Regions from separate parts of the Homo sapiens genome. Here region 1 is linked to region 2. A link is a loop called in an ENCODE intact Hi-C map of the cell type or tissue named here. Cell type or tissue: Calu3. All regions are shown on one strand.

Evidence for each region. Peaks named below come from ENCODE experiments on the same cell type or tissue, not always from the same donor. Only the 100,000 strongest peaks of a DNase experiment are listed, where the experiment ranks them.
Region 1: it touches region 2 in a loop (2.7-fold over the local background); 1 of 110 quality-filtered maps calls a loop at or near these places.

Annotation. Positions count from the first base shown.
Region 1 is chr15:97,315,475-97,323,474 of GRCh38, reverse strand. All of the region lies in intron 3 of LINC02253 (long intergenic non-protein coding RNA 2253), which reads right to left. LOC105371006 (a long non-coding RNA gene) reads left to right here and starts at 4,154. Exons shown (of 4, transcript NR_188334.1): 1 at 4,154-4,239; 2 at 5,779-5,831. In Calu3, no CTCF peak of the experiment used is centred here; DNase peaks (open chromatin) are centred at 3,954 and 6,914.
Region 2 is chr15:96,673,753-96,681,752 of GRCh38, reverse strand. No RefSeq gene overlaps it. Among named protein-coding and RNA genes, the nearest start is that of SPATA8-AS1, 110 kb to the left of the region's middle. In Calu3, no CTCF peak of the experiment used is centred here; a DNase peak (open chromatin) is centred at 3,222.

The DNA.
Region 1 (8,000 bases), 640 kb before region 2:
AAAAAATAAATAAATAAAAAATAAACACATTTGCATACAATGTTAGGAAATATATAGGCTCCCTGGTGCCCACCCATTAACTCCCCATCCCTTATCTGTAAATAAGTACTGTGGAAAGTTCTGATGTTTCAATTACAACATACTTTTCAAAAAGATACATATTTATGTAGAAATTAATAATAAAACCTATTACAAGTAATATAGTAAAACAAGTGAGAAATGGCTTAGAAATCAACAAAGGTCAAGATGAAGATTTTTAATGGAGGAGAACTTAAAACCTAAGTAATAATAAAGCACTAACATTGTTTGAGTCCTAATTATTTCTCATCTGAATTGATAACTCTGCCTTTGGACTAACCATCATTTATTATTTTCGAAACAGTTGTGGGGATAATTTTTAATAAAATAGTGTCATTCTCAGCCTCAATATCTTCAGCCTCCCTTTTGCACGTGAGGAGAGCAGAACATGAATGAACTCTCACACACAGGTCCCGCTTTCCCTTGCAGAATCACACATTATCACTCCCTACAGCGCATTGTGCACTTCCAAGTAATTTCAGAATATTTGAAATTCACCAAGGCTGACAAATTATCTCACATTTCTGTTGATATTTTTAAATGTTACCCATTTATCCTGTAATGTTTCCTTGTCTTCCTCCACTGCCTGACAGGTACATATCCACCCAGAATAACTTCCTCTAGGAACTCTTTTATTGCTATTTTCACCATACTCTCAGTTTCCTTAATATTGAACGCTCACTGCTTAGTTTCTCATTCTCCAAATTTTTAATCATACAACACATCAATGAAGAGTTTTGATTATGCATCTTTATCACACAAACACATACACCTAAAACACACATGTATTACTACGTCAAAGCATTCTGTTTAATTAAAAAGTTCCACAAGAAAATAAATGTTAAAGGATTCATGAAAATGAATCAGAGGGAAATGCGAATCAAAACCACAATGTGATGCCACTTCATACCCATTAGGATGACAATAATAAAAAAGACAGGTAACTGCAAGTACTATCAAAGATATAGAGAATTGGAACCCTCATCCTTTGCTGGTAGAAATGTAAAATGATGAGGCCACTTGGAATATAATCTGGCAGTTCTTCAAAGGATAAGCATACAGTTATCATTCCTAAGTACACACATAAGAGAATTGACACCATATGTCCATACGAAAAGCCTTATACATGAATGTGTATAGAGATATTATTAGTAATAGCCAAAAAGTGGGAAAAAGTCCAAATGATCATCAACTGATGAATGAATAAATCCAATGTAGTATTTTCAATAGAATATTATTTAGCAATAAAAGGAATAAAGTACACATGCATGTTACAATGTGGATAAAACTTAAAAATATGCGAAGTAGAAGATGCTGGTCACAAAAGACCATATACAGGATGAGTTCATTTATGTGAAATGTCCAGTATAAGCAAATCTAAAGAAATAGAAAGTAGATAGAGGCAGAAAGTTGTTTGGAGGTTACCTATGTCTGTGCCAGGGACGGAGGTAGGGTTAAGGAAAATGAACAGCAGCTGCAAATGAGTAGAAAATGTCTTTTTGGTGTGAAAATGTTCTAAAATTGAGTGTGGTGATGGTTGCTTAACTCTGAATATACTGAAAATATTACACATTGAATGGGTGAATTACATGATATATGAGTTATATATAAAAATTATATTAAAAATAAATTAAGATAGGATTTCTATTATATCAACAGATCATCTTTTACAGGGGCCTCTGGAGTGTATATACCATAATCTTCAAATTTTATATTTAGTAACTGCTTCTTTACTTGATTCTTCTTCAGAGTATAAGACCCAGAGCACAGCAATTTTATCTCACACTTTAAATTCTTTATATTTAGCGTATCTAGTAATATAAATAATGAGTACAGAATGAATTTATTGATTGATTAATTAACCAAAGAGCTAACCTTTCTCCTGCCCTAGAATTCGTCAAAATCTAAATTGCAGCTTATTTCTAAAATTGTGTTAAAAGACACGTTACACAAAATTCACCATTTTAATCATTTTTAAGTACACAGCTCAATGGCATGAAGTGCATTCACAAAACTGAATCTCTGTACCCACTAAGCAATAAATTCTTATTACGTTTCCCCTAGTTCCTAGCTACCACCCTTCTGCTTTCTCTTTCTGACTTTACTCCAAATACTTCATTTGGTGCTATCATCCACATTTGTCCCTGGCTTATTTAACTTTTCCCAATGTCTTCGAGCTTCATCTACATTGTAGCATGTGTCAGAATTTCCTTCTTTTTTATGGCTGTATAATATTCCACTTTATCTACGATCACATTTTGTTTATCTATTCATCTTCTGACAGACACCTGGGTTGCTTCTACCTTCAGCTATTGCTAATAATGCTGCTATGAACACAGTGGTACAAATATAGTGTCCCTGATTTTAATACTTTTGGTTATGGGGTGAAAATTAGGGATCATGTGGTAATTCTAATTTAAATGTTTTGAGAAACCACCATACTGCTTTCCATCCCAGCTGTACCATTGTTCATTCCCAACAGCATTGCATAAGGGTTGCAAGTTCTCCATGTTCTCAGAAACTCTTGTTATTTTATGTGTTTTTTATGATAGCAATCCTAATGTATATGAAGTAGGATCTTATAGTTTTGATTTGCATTCCCCCATGATTAGTGGTTTTTGAGCATCTTTTTGTATCTTCACTGGCTGTTTGTATATGTTTGGAGAAACAACTAATCAAGTCCTTTGTCCACAAAACAGATCCACAGCCTAATTTAGCTCCTAAGAGCTAAATTATAAAAGACTTAGAAGAAAACACAGGGGGAAAGCTTCATGTCATTAGATTTAACAATGAGATCTTGGCTATGACACCAAAAGTGCAGGCAACCAAAGAAAAAAATAGACAGATTGAACTTCATGAAAACTTTTAAAAATTATACATCAAAAGACAATATCAACAGAGTAAACAGGCAAGCCACAGAATGGGAGATAATAATATTTGCAGTTCACACATCAGAAAATAGATTAATATTCAGAGCATATAGAGAACTCCTGAAACTCAACAATAAATTTTGTTTTAACTGTCAGAGCTAAGGATAACTATCAGAATATTTTAGTATCACTCCTCACAGCAGCTGTACTGCACTTTAAAAAAAAAAACAAACTATATTCTCTCAACTCATACTGGGAAGCCTGAACTTATGTGTTAGTGGAATCTAAATTCTGAAGGCTGGAAGTATTGAAGGCATAACTAGAATAAGAAGCTGTATTTCCTTTGAGTTTTTTTCTTTTTTATCATTTTTCATTTTCTCTCTAGTATTACAAATTAGCAGATGAAGAAAACAGCTCTCTGTGCTTATGTGTGTGCATTTAGAAGTAGAGCAGGCATTTTTATCAGCTAGACAGTGAGCTTTTAAAGCAAATTAGTAAGAAGAGAAGCAGGGAGGTCCAAATAAAATCTACTCAAAGTGGAGAGCAATTGTAATGGGGCTGGGGGTGGACTGAAATATTGATTCCTAATACTTACTCTCTTCGTTATTACACGCAGTGACAAAAACTATCAAATTATAACCAGAGGCCATTTTGCGGGAAAGGGCAAGAGAAGAGAACAACCACAGATGGAAACTGCCATCCAATTTTTGTAGCACAGTAGTGACGGCGACAAAAGGTCAGCAAAGGGGAAGGTAAATAATGTAGGAACAATGCTGAATCTGGGTTCTGATTCAGGCAACAGGAGCTCAGGCCTGCATGCCTACTTTTTGATTTTACCATGGCTGGACTTTCAGAAAGACAGCCCTAGTCACACGCCTCCTCATCCCACCTTTTTCATCTGTCTCATCCCTCCCATACGACTTCTGCCAGAGAGCACCTAGCAAAATGCCTCTCGTACACAACCAACAGTTACTCATCTACTAAGGTAAGGTATGCCAACATTGTATTATCTACTGAGTGAATTATTAAACAAGGGTGGAAGGGAAATTAATGAAGCAATGGAAAACCTGAAACTTAGAGTAATAATTTCCTTCCCCCCGACAAGGGGGAACAGGATGTTAGCGCTTAGCAAATCAGGTGTGTCCACACTTTGATCTTTATCTTGGAGATTCTTTTACATTATGAATTCTAGAACAGTGGTAAGTGGTAGCTTCTACAAACAGAAATTTACTGCCAATGAAATTAAATGTGTGGCTACAACATCAAACAACCAGAATTTAAGAATTATTACGTATGTTCTTTTCTTATCCTATATATAAGAAATAAAGCTTACATATTTACATAATATTCATGTTTTAATCTTTTAGCATTTAAACTAAATTCCCACTCAAATGAGTTAGTGAAAGATTCAAAAATTTCTATTTTGTCTCTTCATTTGTTAGTATTATTCATAACCAAAATAAACATTAAACACAATAGGCATCCTAATTTTTTTTTTTTTTGAGACAGAGTCTTGCTCTGTCACCCAGGCTGGAGTGCAGTGGTGCGATCTCGGCTCACTGCAACCTGCACCTCCCTGGTTCAAGCAATTCCCCTGCCTCATCCTCCCGGGTAGCTGGGATTACAGGCACACGCCATCAGGCACGACTAATTTTTTATTATTTTTAGTAGAGATGGGGTTTCACCATATTGGCCAGACTGGTCTCGAACTCCTGACCTCAAGCAATCTGCCTGCCTCAGCCTCCCAAAGTGCTGGGATTACAGGCATGAGCCACCGCAACAGGCCAGCATCCTATTTTTTTTAACGTAACTACAGTGTTGACATTCCTGATTATTATTTCATAACAAGAAAACTGAAGGCCACGCTAGTGTAAAATATGTGACCTCTTTTTTTTTTTTTTTTTCTACTAAGAAGCATTAAAGACGATGCAAGTTTCCTTTTGGAAGAAGAATCTTTTTGCCACCAAGCTGGTATTAATTTCCTGTTCAAAAGGGGCTACGTTGTCAATGTGACACTTTAATCAGCCCCCAATGTGACTGGGAAATGCCGACTTCACAATCAATGTCAATGTATTTCATGTCGTCTCGATACCTCTTAGTCATTTTGCTTCAGAAGTGCGTGAACAGGGTCAATATATTTCATTAGTTTGTTTCATCTGAAGGAGAGTACAACACGAGAACTTTGATTATATTATAAGAATTGCTTTAATGTGACACCGATTCCCTGATTGTGCTATACCAGACATTCAAGGGCTGGAGGGCAACAAAACCATCTTTCCCCTAAACATTCATCCAGCCACCACCAGCAAAATGTGCCGCAAATGAAAGAAGAAAATAAGATCCAACTCAATTTACATAGTGGAGATGAGATTATGCTGTCATAAATGCATTATAAAACAGAATCATGGAGATTAACTTTGAAGAATGCCAGTGAATAGTAACAATTCTTTTCCACTGTCTAATTGTAGCAGTAAAAATATTTATGACTCTAAAATTTAATAGTTATTTTCATAGTACTGCTACATAATTAACTGCAATAGAATGTTTGTGCATTCTTTCTCAGTGAATTTTACAGCTTCATGACTATCAAACAAATACGAAGTGACTGCATTAGTCCCATCTAATTCTTCCTTTAAAATTATTCAATGGCACTTTTATCCAACAATCCTTGTTGTTTACATCTGACCTCTTTCTAGATGGAGAGGCTACCATCCAGCTCCTCATGAAGTGGATCTTGTAGAGTAGCTATTCACTTTGACTTTTATTATAAGATATGGTATATATTTCCTTGTATTTTGCTTTGTTTCACTGTTTATCTCTACCATTTCAGAGAACAGAATAAAGTGAGGGTCTGAAGAATTATCCATAAAGCATGATCCTTTCGTAAGTCAATTTCTGAATGCAGAATTCCTTTTTGCTTAGACTGTGTTTTGTTATTGCACTCTAGCATGTTCATTTGCCATCTACGCGCCTGCAGATAGAATTATTCACAGTAAACATCCAGGACATACTTTCTTGTTTCTGACCTATACCCCATTCAAATCTTGTCTGAGGTTGGCCATGGCTTCTTGGAGAAATCCAGATGCCCCTGCCCTTATGCTATGTGCTGATTTTTGTGGCTGAGACTTGACTCTTCTTTTTCCAAAAGACTTGTCTGGGGTTTGCCATGTCAGCACTTCCTGTTTTATATCATCATGCTGGAGAGTACCTAGCCAGAACTTCTGGCCAAATCACTGCTCGGTATCCCTTCCAAAGTCTATAGGTATTCAGGAGACAGAAGTCAGATATACTTTTACTGAAATCACATTTTTTCTTAATATCTTCATTCCATTTCTTAAGAAAAAGACTGACATAAAATACATTCTATTATTTTAAAAAACAAGCAATGTTATTGACCTTTAATGAGTATTGTCTCTCCAAAATACTAAAAGAAACCCCATAAATGCAGCTTATCTTGCACTTAATGCATTAGTATCATAAAACACAATTTTAAAAAGCCATGTCATTATGGTCTTTTATGCTTCTTAGGCATTTTCATTTCACAAAGGAAATCAGCCTTTTTGCCAAGATAAAGAGAATTAGGGAGAATGAAATTTTATGTAGCAATATTTTACTCCTATTCATAAATATTTTTTGAATTTTAAAGTCTGTTATTAAAAAGTCATCAGTAGTTCTGCTAATAGCTATTATCTTTATTTTATCACAGAGTATAAAGACAGATATTATTCACTAATGGTTATAAGCGATCATAACCAAAGTAACTTTTAACACAAGATTCCAGTAAAAATGTCTGTTAGGTAATGCTATACTTTAGATGTTTATTCCCTCCGAATCTCATGTTGAAATTTAATTCCCAAAATTGGAGGTGAGGCCTAATGGGAGGTGTGTGAGTCATGGAACTGGATCTCTCAGTGACAGATTGATTAATGCCCTTTCTTGTTGGAGGTGAGTGCATTCTCCCGCTATTAGTTCTCTAAGTGCTCTCTAGAGAGCTGTTTGTTGAAAGGAGTCTGGCACCTAACCCCATCTCGCTTGCTTCCTCTCTTACCATGTGATCTCTGCACAGCCAGCTCCACTTTGCCTTCTACCATGAGTGGAAGCAGCCTGAGGCCCTCACCAGAAATCAAGCAGAGGCTGGTGCCATGTATTTTATACAGCTTGCAGAACTATAAGCCAAATAAGCCACTTTTTAAAAATATATTACCCAGATTCAGGTATTCCTTGATAGCAACAACAACAACAAAAAAATAGACAACAACACTCAACAAGTAAACAACTGCAAGAGTAATACAGAAAAATATGGTGTCTATCTTAAACAGATACAAAGAGCATATGCACAGTGCTTAGCAGTATGTTAGAGACATTGTCAGTTCAAATGTCTTTGCTAGTAACAAAATGTCCAACTAAAAGTCATATAAAGTTTATTTTTCACACATAACAAGAAATCTGGAGATAAATGAATGTGGAATTGTGACTCAAAGAGAACTTTGTTCCTCTTTTCACACAGACACCCTTATCATGCTATCTGCAGCCTTGTCACATCAAGGATGCAAGGTAGTTCCAAGCATTTCATTCACATGCATCTTTCAAAGAAATAAGATCATCATGGATTTCCTCATGCACACCATTTCATTTAGCTTTGAAAACAGTGCTTCCCAGAACTTTCCTGGAAGACATTCTTTTTACTGGGACTTGCTTGCTCACATAGCTAACTTCTGCCCTACAGGAATCTAGAGAGGAGTAGCCAGAATTTTCTGCTTCTATCATGAGACAAAGGAAATAAAAGGGGTAGGGGATGGCCATTGGGTAGACAACCAACAATATATTCAACAACATGAAAGTTTATGCTCAGTAAATCCTTAAATCTAAGAATAAAAATACAACTATTAGTTTATTCAATTTGGAGGGAGATCCTCTATAAAGATAGGGCAAACAAAATAATCATAGTCTTAATTTAAGAAAGACTGGATTTAGGGCAAGAATCATGAGACAAATGAAAGCACTTTAAAATACTGAGGTTATAGTTACATTGGAATGCTGTGCCAACTTTAA
Region 2 (8,000 bases):
GTGTAGATTAGCTTTGCATAATTTTGTACTTTTTGTAAATGGACTTATATATTATGTAGTCTTTAGTATGTGGCTTCTTCTACTCAACATTGTTATATTTGTATCACACTGGAATCTACATATATATATATATATAGATTGTTATATTTGTAGCACACTGGAATCTATATATATAAATTCCACATATAGATTTTATATATGGAATATATAGAATATATATAGAGAGAGAATTGCTATATATGGAATCCATAGATAGATTCCAGTGTGATACAAATATAACAGTCTATATGTACATAATATATATTACAGATTTTATACATATAATTTATATGTGTGTATATATGCTTGTATATCACTATTTCCTAATCTCAGAGTCAAATTTTGTTAAGAGTGTAGACATGGAGTAAGAGTTGGTGAGGAAAAGATTCATTGAAAATGGTGCTTTTAAGTAAGGATTTAAACAAAAGGAAGGAGCTGAGCGGAAGCCCACCAGGCAGAGGGCATTGAGGATGATATTTCTTCTTATCTTGATCTATCTCCTGAAGCCAATACAGCTGGAGAGTATACAAAGAAGGCCTCAGGAATATCTCAAGGACACCAGGAATAGGGACGAATGGATGGAGATGAAGACTTAAGTAGCAATCAGAAATGGCTAAAAAGTCAAGAACTTTGGTGACAAGGAGAATCTGAGACTTCTTTAAAATGAAAGGTAGTTAGAGCCTATCTCAAAATAGAATACACTTGAAATGTGTCCTGTCTGAACTAAGAAATAATCTGAGTGCCAAGATTAATGGTGATTATCAAAATAATTATTTTTATATAGTAGAGAAACAAAGTAAGAGACACTTATTGCAAAACTTAGTAGCTTTCCTTTAGAAAGTTACCAGTTTCATGTTATTCAGTTCCCAAAAGTCAAAAAGACTTTTAAATAAAGTATCTTTCCTTTTTTTAAAAAAAAAAAATTAAGTCTTTGTAAACTTGGCCAATGATTGAAAAGTACAGCCAAGTGTGTTCAAGATTCTTTGTTCAATGATCAGAGCAAATTATATGTAAACCTCACATGTAAAAAGGTTTTAATCTTGTCATGTTAGCAAAAAGGAAAATCTGCTTTTTCTTTAGGTTAACAATTACTTTCATGTGACAATGGCCTTGCATGTTGTAGCATTACTTCTGCTATAAAATTACACTGCAGGTGGTTGGAATTACATTGCTTGACCAAAGTGTCTAACCTGGACAGACCCTTGTTTGATGAATAGTTTTTCATTTTGTACAAAGGACCTTTCAGATAAAATATAAAACTCTGTTTAGAAAGGAAGGTCCAGAGAGAGAGGCTGTGCAATAGTATTTAGTTATGTATTATTACAATGTAATTCTGACATCCTTGGGAAATGTTTGTTAACTAAGTCTTGCAAAGAGACTTGCTCCCTGCCTCTCATGCACCAGAAGAAAAATGCCTCCAAGCAGCGATTCCAAATATCAGACACTCACTTCAACGGGTAGGAAATTTTCATATTTCTTTGGTGAGTCCGATGATCTATGGTTACCCATATGATCAAAAACACCTTTTGAGAGGGTTACTTATCCATAGCTATGGATAATAAGTGATGTTGAATTATCCATTTGCTTATGAAGTAATTACTGAGATCCTACTATGTGTCTGGCACAACAGAACATGTTAGAGACATAAGGATGTCATCGAGGAGTTCAGAGGTGACTGGTGGCTGTTTAGGAGGGAAAATGGTAAGACGATGTGGTGAGAGCTCCTAGAGAAGGCAACGTGAGGGACTGGGAAACTATTTATTGGGTGGGGAATGGACCTTGCCTGGACGGGGAGCAATGGCAGACAGGCAATGTTAGGAAAAATACAACGAAAAGGCTATGCAACTCCCACTCTTGTAAGTTTGAACTATTTATGCTTTCCTCTCCTTTCCTGACTATTTCCTGTTACTGCATTATCAGTATGCTAATGCTCAGTGTAAGCAATACAAATTTCTTTGGTTATGACTTTAGAACACCAGAAAAAAGGAAGGTTGAAAGGATATCTAGCTAAGCACCCATTTCTAAAAGACTTGTACTTTCTATTAAAATATGTTAAGATATTTTTGATAGGAGTGTTTTGCTTTCTGATAGGTACAGGAAATAATAGCTTGCTTTATCATTTTACTTCTCTCATGACACTCTAATAATTTCATCATAACACATCAACTTTCATGTTCATAAATGTGAACTTCTCTGAGTTATCTTCAGATCAGTCCATTCTTTAGTCTAATTTTAAATTTTTACACGATAAAGAAAAATATTCTATCAGAGAGACAGAAAGCTGCCTCCATCAATCCCAGCTGTGCCACTTACTGGGGGTGTGACTTTGGTGGGATGACTTCCCTGGGCTTCAGGTTCCTCATCTGGGACTGAATAGGTGAAAATAAGTTCTAACAACAGTAATAATAATAACAGTAGCTAAGAAAGCATGATTCCACAATTATAAGTAATGTGATAAGCCCAGCTAAAGTGTTGTCCCAAAGGAAATTTTTATGCAAAATTTATGGTTTTAAAATAATCTCCTCTCTCAGAATATACTAAATTCATTGTAGAAACTTTTTTTTTTTTGCAAAACAGTTACTTAAGAATTCTCCATTCACTACTATAAAACTCAACTTCTAAATCAATCAATCTTGATTCATATTTTGGTTCTTCTGTGGATAAGAATCTCAAGGTGCTAAGTTTACACTGGTGGTTTAGGGTGGCATATAATTGACTTCAAATTTGCGAGAATTTGACTGGGGCTGAGACTTTCAAGCAATGTTTTAGATTAATATCATTATGCAGCTGATGTGCTTAGAGTATAAGAAAGAGCAGGGTTCCTAAGGACTGGCATCCAGATGTTTGTTAAGACAGCACTGACATCGGTAGAAAGGCCAGGGGAGTGAGGGGTAACAGTGGTGCTACAGAGTTTGAGTCTCTCTTCCAGGCAAATCAGCTTTAAACGCATTGACCTATGTGAACCACTCCTGAATTCTAAGTATTTAAATGACTCCTTTGCACGCTTCTGTGCCAATTTCACATTTTCTCCATCTCATTCAAGCTATTCAGTTAAGATTAGAATCTAAGAATCTACAGCTTCTACCAAGGTAATGATTACCTCCTAATTGCATTCCTCCTTCCTGTACTACTACTCCACCTTTGTGTGCCCTTTTAGCTGCAACATTCCACTTGTGAGTCATGTTCCCCTTGCTCAGCCATCAGCCATTGTGGGTTACCATTGGCTGCTACCTTTCTATTTCTGGTTGTTCTGAATGATATTAACAGAACTTTGGTCATATTGGGACAGGTGTGTGTGTCTGAGATACGGAAGGGGAATTTGGATCAATTGCCACAAAGAACCAAGTTCTTATAGAGTTGACTTATTTACAAAACAGGGAACGTGTGAGGTAAATGAGCAGAACATTGGGGCTTTTTAAAAACAGTCCTGTTCAATAGAAATTTTCTCTGATGGTCAAAATATTCTACTTCCTGTCTGTCCAAAAGAGTAGACACTAGCCATATGTTCCTGTTGAGTACTAGAAATGGGGATGGTGTGACCAAGGGTCAGCATTTTACATTTCATTTAACTTTAATTAAGTATAAATAACCACACGTGGCTAAGGGCTAACACACTACAAAGCCCAGGTTTAAATTCTCAAGAAATTATACAAAAATTTTAGTTTACAATGTCAGCTGGAAAGACATCATTAATAAGATGCAATGTCATTAAACTTAGGTGCCACCAAGGGATTAAATGAGATGTAGGCATCAGAAATTGAGTAGAAGAACAGAATGTAGTGGATCACAGTGTGGTTGTGTATTAAGGCAACCTTATGCTAACACAGAAAGTGTAAGATATGAATAAGTGACTCGTTTTACCCAGATGTTACCAGGACTACTCTGAAACGTCAGAAACATTCTCTGAAGACAATCTGGAAGGAATTTTCTTCAAAGTTTTCAGAACTCCACATAAATCTTAAGAAACTGCCACTGAGCAATGGGAGACTCTCTTTTACTGGAGGAATTTAGCCCCTACCTTTAGAGTGGGCAATATCAAGGATCATTTATGAGCTGATTATTTGTAAAGCCACACATCAATTATTGGCAAGTTTTAAGTCACTGGCATGGCACATCACCACCATGTGGACATGGCATATGCAGCATGAACTCCCTTCCCACGAATACATCAGTTCATAGCTCCACAAGGTGGTTCAAAGCAAAACATGGAAAAGGAGACTCTGACTTCAGGAAAAACATAGAATTTTCTGATTCTAGAGAGTGTTCACTATTTTGTCACTTGCTTAAGCTTCAAATCTCTGTTATCTTTAACTGCTTGCATAACGTGGTTTTTCCCCATCTCCTGCACTCATCGCTACTGGTCTAAAGTTGTGTCACCTGTGGCCTAAGTAGGCAATGATATGGCTTGGCTGTGTCCCCACCCAAATCTCACCTTGAATTGTAATAATCCCCATGTGTGAAGGGTGGGGCCAGGTGGAGATTATTGAATCTTGGGGGCAGATTCCCTCATACTATTCTGATGGTTGGTAGTAAATAAGTCTCATGAGATTTGATGGTTTTATAAATGGGAGTTCCCCTGCACAAGCTCTCTTGCCTGCTGCCGTGTAAGACGTGACTTTGCTCCTCATTTGCCTTCCGCCATGACTGTGAGGCCTACCTAGCCATGTGGAACTGTGAGTCAATTAAACCTCTTTCCTTTATAAATTACCCAGTTTGGGGTATGCCTTTATTAGCAATATGAGAACAGACTAATATAGGCATCAAGAAGATCTGGAACAGAATCCCAGTTATTTCACTTTCATGCTACATAATTTTTGAGCTACTTAACATCTTTAAGACCCCAATTTCCTCAACATTAAATGGGGACTAATAATATCTACCTTATGATACTATGTAGTAAAAGCATCTTTACTAGTATAAAGCTTGACAATTAGCAGGATTAAAACAAATATTAGTTCCTCTTTCTTTTATTTTTTATCTTCACTTTATATTAAATTCTTTCATTCTAGTCTCTGGTTTAAATACTGTAGGAAGGTAGGTTCCAAAATTCACAACTCCATTCCTGTCCTCTCCACTCTCTCAGATCTGCATATCCAATTTCTGGCCCGATATTTCCATTTGAATGTTTAAAAAGTACCTCAAACCCTTACTCCAAATGCACTTTGTCCTTAAACTTCCACATCTCAGCAAGTATTCATTTCATTTTCAAGACAAAAAATGTAAAAATCAGTCAGATGTCTCTCTTCTTCTCATATTCCAACTCTAGTTTCTCTCAATTCCTTTTATTCTCACTTTCAAAGCATTTCTTAAATCCAGCCACTTCTCTCCACTGCGATTGCTAACAGCCTGGCGCAAACCTGGACCATGGTCACAGACCCCCTAAAGTGTCCCCTTTCTTCTTCTCTTGCCCAATACAGTCTATTCTCCCACAGCAGATGATCTTTGGAAAACATAAATTCGCCCATGTCACTCTACTGTTCAAACATCTTCACTGCCTTTCCATTGCATGCAAAATAAACATTTTATTATAAGCTGCCAAACTCCACATGCTCTGACCTTGATTACAACTGCAACTTTATCTCCTACCATTCTCTGCTTCACTCTCTCGTACAGCCTCATGGCTCTTCTTGTGGTTCCTCAAACAGTTCAAACCTGTGTTACTAGAATCCTCTTGATCTTTATCTCACGACTTCACTCAGGCCACCATGAGTGTCACACTTCTGGGGAGGAACACTGCCTACCACCACACTCTTTCCTTTATTCTACCTAGCACTCATCACTCCCGGCATTATCATATAAAGGTGTTCTTTCATTTTCTACTTCCCATATTAGAATGGAAGAGCAGGGAATTTTATCTTCAGCTCATTTTTGTATTCCAACAATTAAACTGTGCCTGACACAGAGTGGGCACAGTGGGCTAGGTTTGCTACACGTATATTGAGATATTCATCTCCACAACTCTCAGGCTTTGAAGGTCAGCGACTGGCAGCTTCCAGACTATTTGCCTCTGACAAAAGCTGCCTCATCTATTTCATAATAATGCCCAGGTTAGAAACTCCAAAGACTTTTCATTGCCCAAATTATAATCTACTCTGCCTAGAATGACACTCAAGGCTTTCTATCATCTGACCAAATATTCTTTTATCTCTTACTTTCAAGTGGTTCCACCCAAACCACTTCCTCCCAGGCCATAAGCATGTCCTTCTGCTGCTGCACTTGGATTCATCCTTTGCCTGAACATCATCCCTACCAGGTTCTAAGTGTTTAAATTTTTACCATCCTCCTAAACTCAAATTCTGCCTCTTCTGTGAAACTTACTCTGATCCCTGAAATAATACAGAATCTCTTCATTCCCTAAACAGTCTTAAAACTTCATTTGTTTTTTTTCTCATGACTTTCTCTCTGCTTTATTGTTTTCCACTTACTTGTGTAAATAGATTTAATGTTTCCTTTCCTACCATACCTCAACTTTTTGGGGAGAGGATCCATGGATGACTTAACGCTCCCCAGAATACTTAGCAGAAAACAGTACACATGTGCAGATTCCATATTCTTCAGCCTGTTTAATGTATTAAATTGTTCTCTTTTGGATTTTTAAGACTCAAAGCTACTCAATCTCAAACTTAATTCAAAGATGTCCTCTCCCATCTCCACCCACAACTCAAGCACATCTTGAGTTTGGAATGGAGAGTGGTGATATGTGACCCAGTCCTGACACCCCTCCTTCCCTCTGTTCCTTCAGTTTGTGGGTCAAAAAAAAAAAGAGAGAGGGGACTATAGACCCGAGTTTACTAGCCAAGACTGCAATCCACCCTTTGATGAGTGTCACTGCCTCTTCCCACTAGACTGGCTGCATGGCAGGAACCCAAATGCTCACTTCCTCATGGACAGGGAAGCTCAAGTGAGAGGCACCATGGCAGCTTGTTTTGAAAAGATCTCAGAAGAGATACAACCTTCCTGTCAGTCTTTCCCAAATTCCTCCCCCGCTTCTGCCAAATCTGGGTCATTTCTCTGTTTCTCACTGCTGGGCAGCTCTCTGAAGTGGGCTGTCAGCAGGATAGAAAAGCCAGCTACCTTCCATATGTTTCATCAATTTAATCAAACTCAAACTTTCTTGTCACGTTGAAGGTATATGTGCAAGCAGCTTCGTCTCCACCCTACTCTCAACATGGCTATCTCTTCAATTCCTCTATTCTTTGTCCTGGAATCCAAGGATAAATCAGTAATCCTCCTGGCTAATGGGCTACCCAACTGAGAAGTAAAATACCAGCCTCTCCCAGCCACCCTCATTCTTTCAGGCATCCCGATCTTTACCCAACAGGTGGATGATCAGCCTGGTTCTGTAAACAGCCTCTCAGTATGCCTGGGGCAGGTAGTGGTGAGGCTTAGGATTGAGAACAACTCTCCCTCCCTCAAATTTTGCCCTTAACCACCATTTTGAGATAACATTATAAACCATACTCAACATCCTATACAACATTATAAAGTATCTAAGTACCCACCCTGTATCCCTACTGAAAGTGCACAACAAAGCTACACACTCATAGTAATAACCACTAACTTCTGAAACTGAATCTTAACACAACTGTACATCATTTGTTCTAATCACATTAATTAAGGATATTTGGCAACCAGCTACATAATTTTTTGGAAATTCAAATACATATGTATTGAGAAAATAAAGGTAGACCTAGAGAACTGAGCAGAAGGCAAAAGAGTTAGGTTTCCCCATCATCCTCAGCAAACTAACACAGGAATAGAAAACCAAACACAGCATGTTCTCACTCGTAAGTGGGAGCTGAACAATTAGAACACATGGACACAGGGAGGGTCTTTGGAGTCATTTGTTATTGATTTTAAATTAATATTTATTGATGACCTTTAGAACCTGGACTTCCAATCCTTCCATCTTTACATCCATTGACTTGATGTCTCCCTGACCCATGGAGAAATGAGAAAGA